3 separate regions of the Homo sapiens genome follow, and all the other regions are linked to region 1. Evidence: chromatin loops called from intact Hi-C (ENCODE). Cell type or tissue: heart left ventricle. All regions are shown on one strand.

What was found. Hi-C counts contacts between places; a loop is a spot of excess contacts. Peaks named below come from ENCODE experiments on the same cell type or tissue, not always from the same donor. Only the 100,000 strongest peaks of a DNase experiment are listed, where the experiment ranks them.
Region 2: a loop joins it to region 1, with 3 times the contacts of the local background. A loop is called at or near these places in 20 of 110 quality-filtered maps.
Region 3: a loop joins it to region 1, with 2.5 times the contacts of the local background. A loop is called at or near these places in 34 of 110 quality-filtered maps.

Annotation. Positions count from the first base shown.
Region 1 is chr15:65,270,166-65,272,665 of GRCh38, forward strand. PARP16 (poly(ADP-ribose) polymerase family member 16) reads right to left here. Exons shown (of 6, transcript NM_001316943.2): 2 at 770-907. Among named protein-coding and RNA genes, the nearest start is that of SNORA24B, 14 kb to the right of the region's middle. In heart left ventricle, a CTCF peak has its summit at 979 (motif pointing left); no DNase peak of the experiment used is centred here.
Region 2 is chr15:65,053,407-65,055,906 of GRCh38, forward strand. RASL12 (RAS like family 12) reads right to left here. Exons shown (of 5, transcript NM_016563.4): 5 at 1-1,868. The coding sequence ends at 1,493. Among named protein-coding and RNA genes, the nearest start is that of SLC51B, 9.3 kb to the left of the region's middle. RefSeq lists enhancers at 1,026-1,526, 1,527-2,027. In heart left ventricle, a CTCF peak has its summit at 1,054 (motif pointing right); DNase peaks (open chromatin) are centred at 1,075, 1,655 and 1,915; H3K27ac peaks cover 314 bases.
Region 3 is chr15:65,048,115-65,050,614 of GRCh38, forward strand. It overlaps SLC51B (SLC51 subunit beta), which reads left to right. Exons shown (of 4, transcript NM_178859.4): 2 at 1,783-1,987. The coding sequence starts at 1,891. It also overlaps a transcript of RASL12 not described here. Among named protein-coding and RNA genes, the nearest start is that of SLC51B, 4.0 kb to the left of the region's middle. In heart left ventricle, no CTCF peak of the experiment used is centred here; a DNase peak (open chromatin) is centred at 1,417; H3K4me3 peaks cover 710 bases.

The DNA.
Region 1 (2,500 bases):
GTAAAGGAAGAGCACCAGAGCAGGAATCAAGTCCTACACCCTGGTCCTTGTTATCCAGCCTGTCCCTGGGAGACCCCAGCCAGGCAAGGTAAACCAAATTATGGAATGTCTGACTTGTGCCAGAAACTGTGCTGGGGGGGTGACACACATTTTATCAGTGCCCCACTTTGAGGTAACTATCAGCATCTCAATTTATAAATGGAAAAAAGGAGGCCCTTTTCGATAGAAATGGGATTTGAACCCAGAGCATGAGGTTTTCCACTCCTTTGAGTTCTGCCTCTCCATCTCCTGATAACTGAACTAGGTCAGAGTTTCTTAAGGTATGGTCAGGGTCACCCTAATCAGAATTACCAGCAGTGCTTGTTAAATAAAGTGAATCCCAACACATACTGAGCCCTTAGTATGTGCCCTTAGGCATTTTCAAAGTGTGAAAATTCATTCAATTCTCATAGTCAGTGCCTGATGGAAGTATACTATTATCATCCCCATTTTATAGATGAGGAAGCGGAGGGACTGAAATGCACCTGGTACCTACTCAAGGTCACACAGCTGAGATGAGACAGAATTCAGCTTTGTACAGCCAGTGGGAAAGCTCCTGGGCCTGACTCCAGACACAGAACTAGAAAGTCTAAAGGTGAGGACCAGGACTCTGCATTCTCAAGCTGCCCAGGTCACTGGTACACAGGGAAGTCTCAGAGCCACTGGATTCAGTGCTGTCCTAGAGCCCTTAGGCCCCTAAAATCTGTGATGCTACGGACCAAAGTCTCACCTCTGCCTTCCCTGCACTGTGGATTGTCAGGACCTTTGAGGATAAAATCCAGCTCACCAGGTCCCAGGCCCGTTTGTGGTTGTCTCCGGAGGACTGGAGAAGTTCTTTCAGGTTAGGTAACTTGCTGGCATCTGCAAGCTGAAGCGACGGAAGAACTTCCATTAGCAAGGATCCCGGACACAGTGATAATCAGGGGCCCTCTAGTGGGAAGGCAGGCAACGTTCACTTGTTGCACGTCTCAAGGGATCTCCTGAGAGGAAATTCACAGGTCTACAATCCCCTTTCCAAATAATACTAAACTTTACAAGCTCTAAAATCTGAAAGGTTTTTTTTTTGGTGGGTTTTTGTTTTGTTTTTGAGACAGGGTCTCACTCTGTCGCCCAGGCTGGAGAGCAGTGGCATGATCTTGGCTCACTGCAGCCTCTGCCTCCTAGGTTCAAGCAATTCTCCCACCTCAGCCTCCCGAGTAGCTGGGACTACAAGCGCACGCCACCACGCCTGGCTACTTTTCATATTTTTTGGTAGAGATGGGGTTTCACCATGTTGGCCAGCCTGGTCTCGAGCTCCTGACCTCAAGTGATCCCCCTGCCTCGGCCTTCCAAAGTGCTGGGATTACAGGCGTGAACCACCATGCCCAGCCTTGGTGGTTTGTTTTTTTTTAAACTCTTTGGGTACCAAACCTGACCTGAGCTGATGTGAGGTTTAATCTTTACCTATCCCCTTCCTGTTAGTATCAGTGCATTCTGCTGCAGGAATATTAACATGCCATGAGTATGGCATGCCACCCACTGGAGGTGTGACTGAATACATGATACATGCACATGTGGGTAAAGCGCTACATTACAAAGCCTTTTCCTTTCTGTGTGAGAATTAGTTAACTTCTGTTAAGTTGTTCCCCTGGAGACTGGATAAAGGTAGTATGACAACTACATACGTAATCAGGCAACACTGCTTAAGGTAAAAATGACCCAGCATGGTACACGGCATCTGGCCTGGGAGGAACTGTAAATGGGGAATGCATAACTTTGGGTTTCCCAGAGTGTGACAATGTTTTGTTGGAACACTGGAAGCTTTGTTGATGACATTCTCATGAGTGAGACCAGCCTCTGAGGAAAATGGAGCTTCACTTAGGCCAGAGCAGTTCCTGCACCCACCCCATGTGGATCTCATCTCTTTACTCCCAAGTTTTCACTTTTGGGGGCAAAGACTAGCTCTTGGACCTCTATGTGGACCACTGCAAGGACTTCCACAGAAACACAGTGCCTAATGCTGTGCTGCTGAAAGCTGTCATCAGTCCTAGAGCCTTTGGATTTAGGCTGATGTCCCGTGGGACCTGTGATAGGACTCAGCCTAGTTGTCATTGCAGCACATTATTTACCATTCTAAAATCAGGAAGAATCGGAATCCTGAAACATATTCAGTGCCAGGATTTCTGATAAGGGACTGGGGACTTGGACTAACAGATAGCAACAAAGTATCTGTAGCTTTTGCTCAGAAGTTATGACTGACTAGAGGTCAAACCTCTCCAGCATGGCATTTAAACACCTCTAGCCTAATCTCAACCCCTTACCATCCCCTCCCCATCACAGACTGGTTCTATTCAGGAGCATGTCTTGTTCCAAGAATACCCCTTCCCCCACCTCTACTACCCAGGCACTTCTGATCCAAGAGACCACTCTCTCCTCTAAGCCCCTAAAGCCCATTGCCCCAGTTCTCCCTTCCAAGTATGGC
Region 2 (2,500 bases), 220 kb before region 1:
CAGATGGCAGTGGTACACACACACATACACACACAAGTGGCCTGGAGCAAAAGTGCAAAATCCGTAGCTGGCCTGTGGGTCGGGAAGCCTGTAGGACTGCAAGCATGTGGTCTTGAGTAGTTCACAGCCCCCCTCTGACCTCAGCTCCTCCATTTACAGAATGAGTCCGAAGACTGGGTCAGAGATGCTGTTTGCAATCCAACAGTAGTCCTGAGACGGCTGAGAGGGGAAGGAGCAGGCTTCCAGGCCCAGAATCCCCTTCCCAATCCTTCCACCCACCAGGACCCTCTCTTTTCCCTGCTTGTCTGCTAAGAGTCTGTGCAAGACTTCCCTGGGACCTGGCGTGTGGTAAACAAAATCAGACAACTACCACACTGCCTGCCTTGGACAGCCTTTTCTTGCTAACAGTGGGATCTCAAAGGTGTGTCCTGATCCCATGTCTGAGCCATGGTGTCTTGGTATAAGCTGCGGTGACACCACCAAATAACATAAGCAAAATTTTGCTTTATTAACCCAAAATGCTTTAGGTTCTAAAGTGGGCTTTGAACACTCAGACTCATTGCTGAGGGTCCTGGGTCCTGCCAAACCAGATGACAAACGGGTATACTGTGTTTCTACCTGCAGGGGGGCAGGCCCTGTAGCCCCTGGATGGGTCTGATGCTGCTGTGGGCTCCCTGGAGCCCTGGGTAACTCACTGGAGTGACAACTTTCTTCTGCAGCCTGGATCATTAAGCTTGAGGGAGCTGATGCTGAGGTTCTTTGGACAGAGTCCTTAACAGTGGGAAAACACATGGAGAATCTGTCTGCTGGTGAAAGAACTCTGGGGCTCCTTATGCTGGACAACCTACAGTCCCTCCCTTTTATCCTCATTGAGACGCCAAGTGTTGGAAATACCCCTTCCTGGGGCTTCTGTCCATTGGATTATTTTAACTAGATTTTCCTTGGATAAACTGTGGGGTTTGTAGCCTGGGCCTTCTGTGAAGTCAGCAGATGACAGGAGGGCCAGGCTCTGGCCTCTGAAACTGCAGCCGCCCTGCCTTTCCCGTCCACCAGGTGGCACAAGGACCCCAGGCTGTCATTCCGCAGGCTGTTCTCGGGCCTGACATTGACAGAGCCATCCACCCAGACCATCCACTAAGGCCACAGCTGGCCCAACTGTAGCTGGAGCAGGAAGGGCTGATGGCAGCAGGATAGACACTGCAATTTCTTCCTACTTAAGGCTGACCCCAGGTCTCTGGGTTGTCACAGTGGCTGTTTCCCTCTACGGCCACAGACGCGGTGGTTACCATGAAGACCAAGGCCTGGAGGGAACAGAAGCAGCATCCCTGCCTGCCACTCCAGCTCACACAGTGAATTGAGTGTAGGGACACTGCTTGGTGCTGGAGGCGGGGTCTGCTGTCCATCAGACGGAAAGGCTGGTGGTGAGAAGCCAGTCCCTGTCCTGCTGCAGTCCTGTCCAGCCACCGAGCCTAGGCTTCCTGGGGAGGGGGCCTCAGAAGATCTTGAAGCCCTTCAGGAGAGTCAGGGTAGGCGCCTTGCGCTTGCTCTGGGCCCGGGATGACTTCACGGTGACCAGCTTGGCCTGGGCCACAGTGGGCATCTCCTTCAGGTTGATGGTGGAGAGCGTGTTGAAGGTGCAGCTGGCCAGCCCATGCCGCGCGGTGAGCGGGGCCTGGTGGGGCAGGGCCCTCTCCTCGGAGATGAAGAGGGGCCGGGTCAGGGGGCTCTTCTCCAGCTCCCGCCGTGCCTCTCGCACTGCCTCGTGGAAGACATGCTGCACGTGCTCAAAGTCCAGACAGGCAGAGACCTCGAAAAACAGGCACCCAAACCTGCCTGCCAAAGCCACACCCTCTGCCTTGGTGACTTGCCTGGTGAGGAAGCAGTGTGAGGCAGGGAGTTAGGAGCAGGCTGTGCCAAGTCAGGCAGACCAGCTCCTACACCCAGCGCCCCATGGACTAGCTGGGTGGCCTGGGGTCATCTTCACCTCTCTGAGTCTCAGCGTTCTTATCAGTACAGTGGGTTACTGCCCTCTGCCTCTCAGGGTTGTTAGGATTACGAAAGACAATTTGTTTCAAGTGCTTAGCACAGTACCTGGCACAGAGTCAGTGCTCAATAAATGGTAGCTGATGTCACCCAGGCCAGAATTTTGGGATGAGGGTAAGGGTAAGAAGCTACTCCAAATCCCCTATGCTAGACCCTGCCTGTGGCTGGAGGAAGCAGGCCATTCCCAGCCCCATCTCTTCTCTACCCCATCGTGGGTCCCTGGGGCAGGAAACAGGCCACCCACAGCTCTGGCTTGTGGGATCAGCTCTAGAGAGAAGCAGTCGTTTGGACTGAAGGGTTAGACCACAGAGGTGACTCCAGAAGCCTGTGGTTGGCAGAGTTCTCAGGGCTCCTGGGGTTTGTGTTTGTGAAAATTCATTATTCAAGCCCTCACAATGACAAAGTTGCAGATTCAAGCTCATCATAAAAGCAAATAATAAAACCAGGGCAGAGGCAG
Region 3 (2,500 bases), 220 kb before region 1:
AGGTTGCAGTGAGCTGAGATCACGTCACTGCACTCCAGCCTGGGCGACAGAGCAAGACTCCGTCTCAAAAGAAAAAAAAAGAAAAAAAAAAAAGTCTAAGAAAGGTCTTTTTTTCTCCCTGACTTCCATCTCCACCTTGGCATATGAATGATCATTCACATATGAAAAGCTTAAGTCAGTATTGTATTTGTGTCAAAATATTTTCCCTTGCAATTTGTAGATATGCCTTTTTAGTTTTCTCAGAGCATTTAGTGCTAGAGGAAACTCTGATGTAAAGCTAGTCCTTTTGTTGATACTCCAATTTTCTGTCTGGCTGTTTGCCATCTAGCTGTTTTTGAATGCCCCTGGCTAAGTGTCCAAAGGCTATTTGGGGCTGAGATTGTTGAGCACCTAAGGCAGTGACAGAGTGTGAGGGGACCTGAGAATGCTTCGATCCTCCCTGTACACTTTTTTTCTTGGTGCCCTATGGCATGTTTTATAATTGATCTGTTCAAAACACTTCTCTTGTTTTATTTTAGTTACGTTTATCTCCATTCCTACTCCCTTCCTCCTCCTCCCCAAGACACAGCTTAATGTGTTTAATGCGTGTCCTTTTAAAAAAATGTGTTATTGGGTCAGGCGCGGTGGCTCACTCCTGTAATCCCAGTACTTTGGGAGGCCAAGGCGGGTGGATCACCTGAGGTCAAGAGTTCGAGACCAGCCTGGCCAACATGGTGAAACCCCATCTCTACTAAAAATACAAAAATTAGTGGGGCGGTAGTGACATGCGCCTGTAATTCCAGCTACTTAGGAGGCTGAGACAGGAGAATCGCTTGAACCTGGGAGGCGGAGGTTGCAGTGAGCAGAGATCGTGCCACTGCACTCCAGCCTGGGCGACAGAGTGAGACTCCGTCTCAAAAAAAAAAAAAAAAAAGCGAAATAACTTAACAATTTTAATATTGGCCTGAATAATATATGTTGTCAAAATTAATTTTACCTATTTCTTTTTGTTTTGTAAAGTATGGATGCTAGAAAATTTTATATTAAGTAGTAATAATGCAGTTAGTACAAGAAGACGTCAAAATGTCTGACTGTTTTGAGATTGACTGAGGTTCAGTTTATTATTAATAGTTGGGATGGAAATAGGCCTACACGAAGTAAGGGATTTATCCAGAGAGCATGGATTCAAGTTCTTCCCTTGCAAATAACAGAAACCAATTCTGCTAACTTGTCCAAAAAAAAAAGAAAAAGAAAAAAAAAGCTCTCGGGGTCGGGGCAGGGGGTGCCCTCTCAGCATCAGGAGCCGGCAGCTGCCTTTCCCTCCGGCACTTTTCCCTTTTCTCCTCTCTGTGTCGTAGGCGTGCCAATCCCCAGGAGAGAGGCGTGATAGGCCCAGCCTTTGACATGTGGGGAAACACAGGCCTGTGATTGGCTACCGCATGACACCCAAGGGACAAGTTGCTATGGCAACGCGTGGGCGCGCTGTGGGCTCGTAGAAGCCAGGTGCGGACGCTGAACAGGCAGGCGAAGACCCGAGATGTCCTTTGCAAGGGTCCCAGAACTCGCCAGTGGCTCAGTCCTCCTCACTCCCAGAACAGTGCTCCTCCACACATGCGATGGCTTTTAATAAATATTTGAGTCACTCCCACTTCCAGTCTCTGCCCCTCCAGGCTCCACGTGCTCCTGGGTTCGTTCGGGTCGTTTTTGTCCCATAACTTTGGGCCAGAGGAGATCTGGATTTGGGCACAGAGGGAGATCAAACTCGGGTGGGATATCCAGTCATGCTGTCTGCTTTGTTTCCAGGGGTCTTCACGGCTTCTCTGCCCAGGGGCCAGAACCGAGGAGGCCAGGAGGGCTGCTGGGGCTAAGGGGTCTAAGGACCTCGTTGCACACGCTACCAGGAGCAGGGGCATGGAGCACAGTGAGGGGGCTCCCGGAGACCCAGCCGGTACTGTGGTACCCCAGGAGCTGCTGGAAGAGATGCTTTGGTTTTTTCGTGTGGAAGATGGTAAGTGGTGAGAGATTGACGGCAGGGGTGGGGGTGTGCCCCTCAACACAGAGCAGAGTTTGGCTGAAGGTCCTGACACTGTCGTCCCCTCCAGGTCAGGCGGTACATTTCCTCCAAGACAGGGAATCAGTCGGGGTGTCTCAGTACCCAGAGGGGTCTGGCTGGACCGCCCCTTCCTTTTCTCAGGGTGTGGTCGCTTATTTATGCAGCCCTCCAATCATCACATTTATTAAGCTCCTACTCTGTACCAGACACTGTTCTCAGCACTGGGGCGACAATAGTGAATAAAACACAAAAATCTCTGCCTTCATGGAATGTACATTCTAGTGGGGATTAAAAATAAACAACTAAAACGCATAGTGCGTTGGTGATGAGTAATAAAAAGAAAAATTAAACAGAGAAAGAGAATAGGAAGTATGCAGCAAGGGCAGTAATGTGGTCAAGGAAGGCCTCACTAAAAAGGTGACATTTTTATCATCAGGAAGGTGACTTGCAGGAAACTAAGGAAATAAT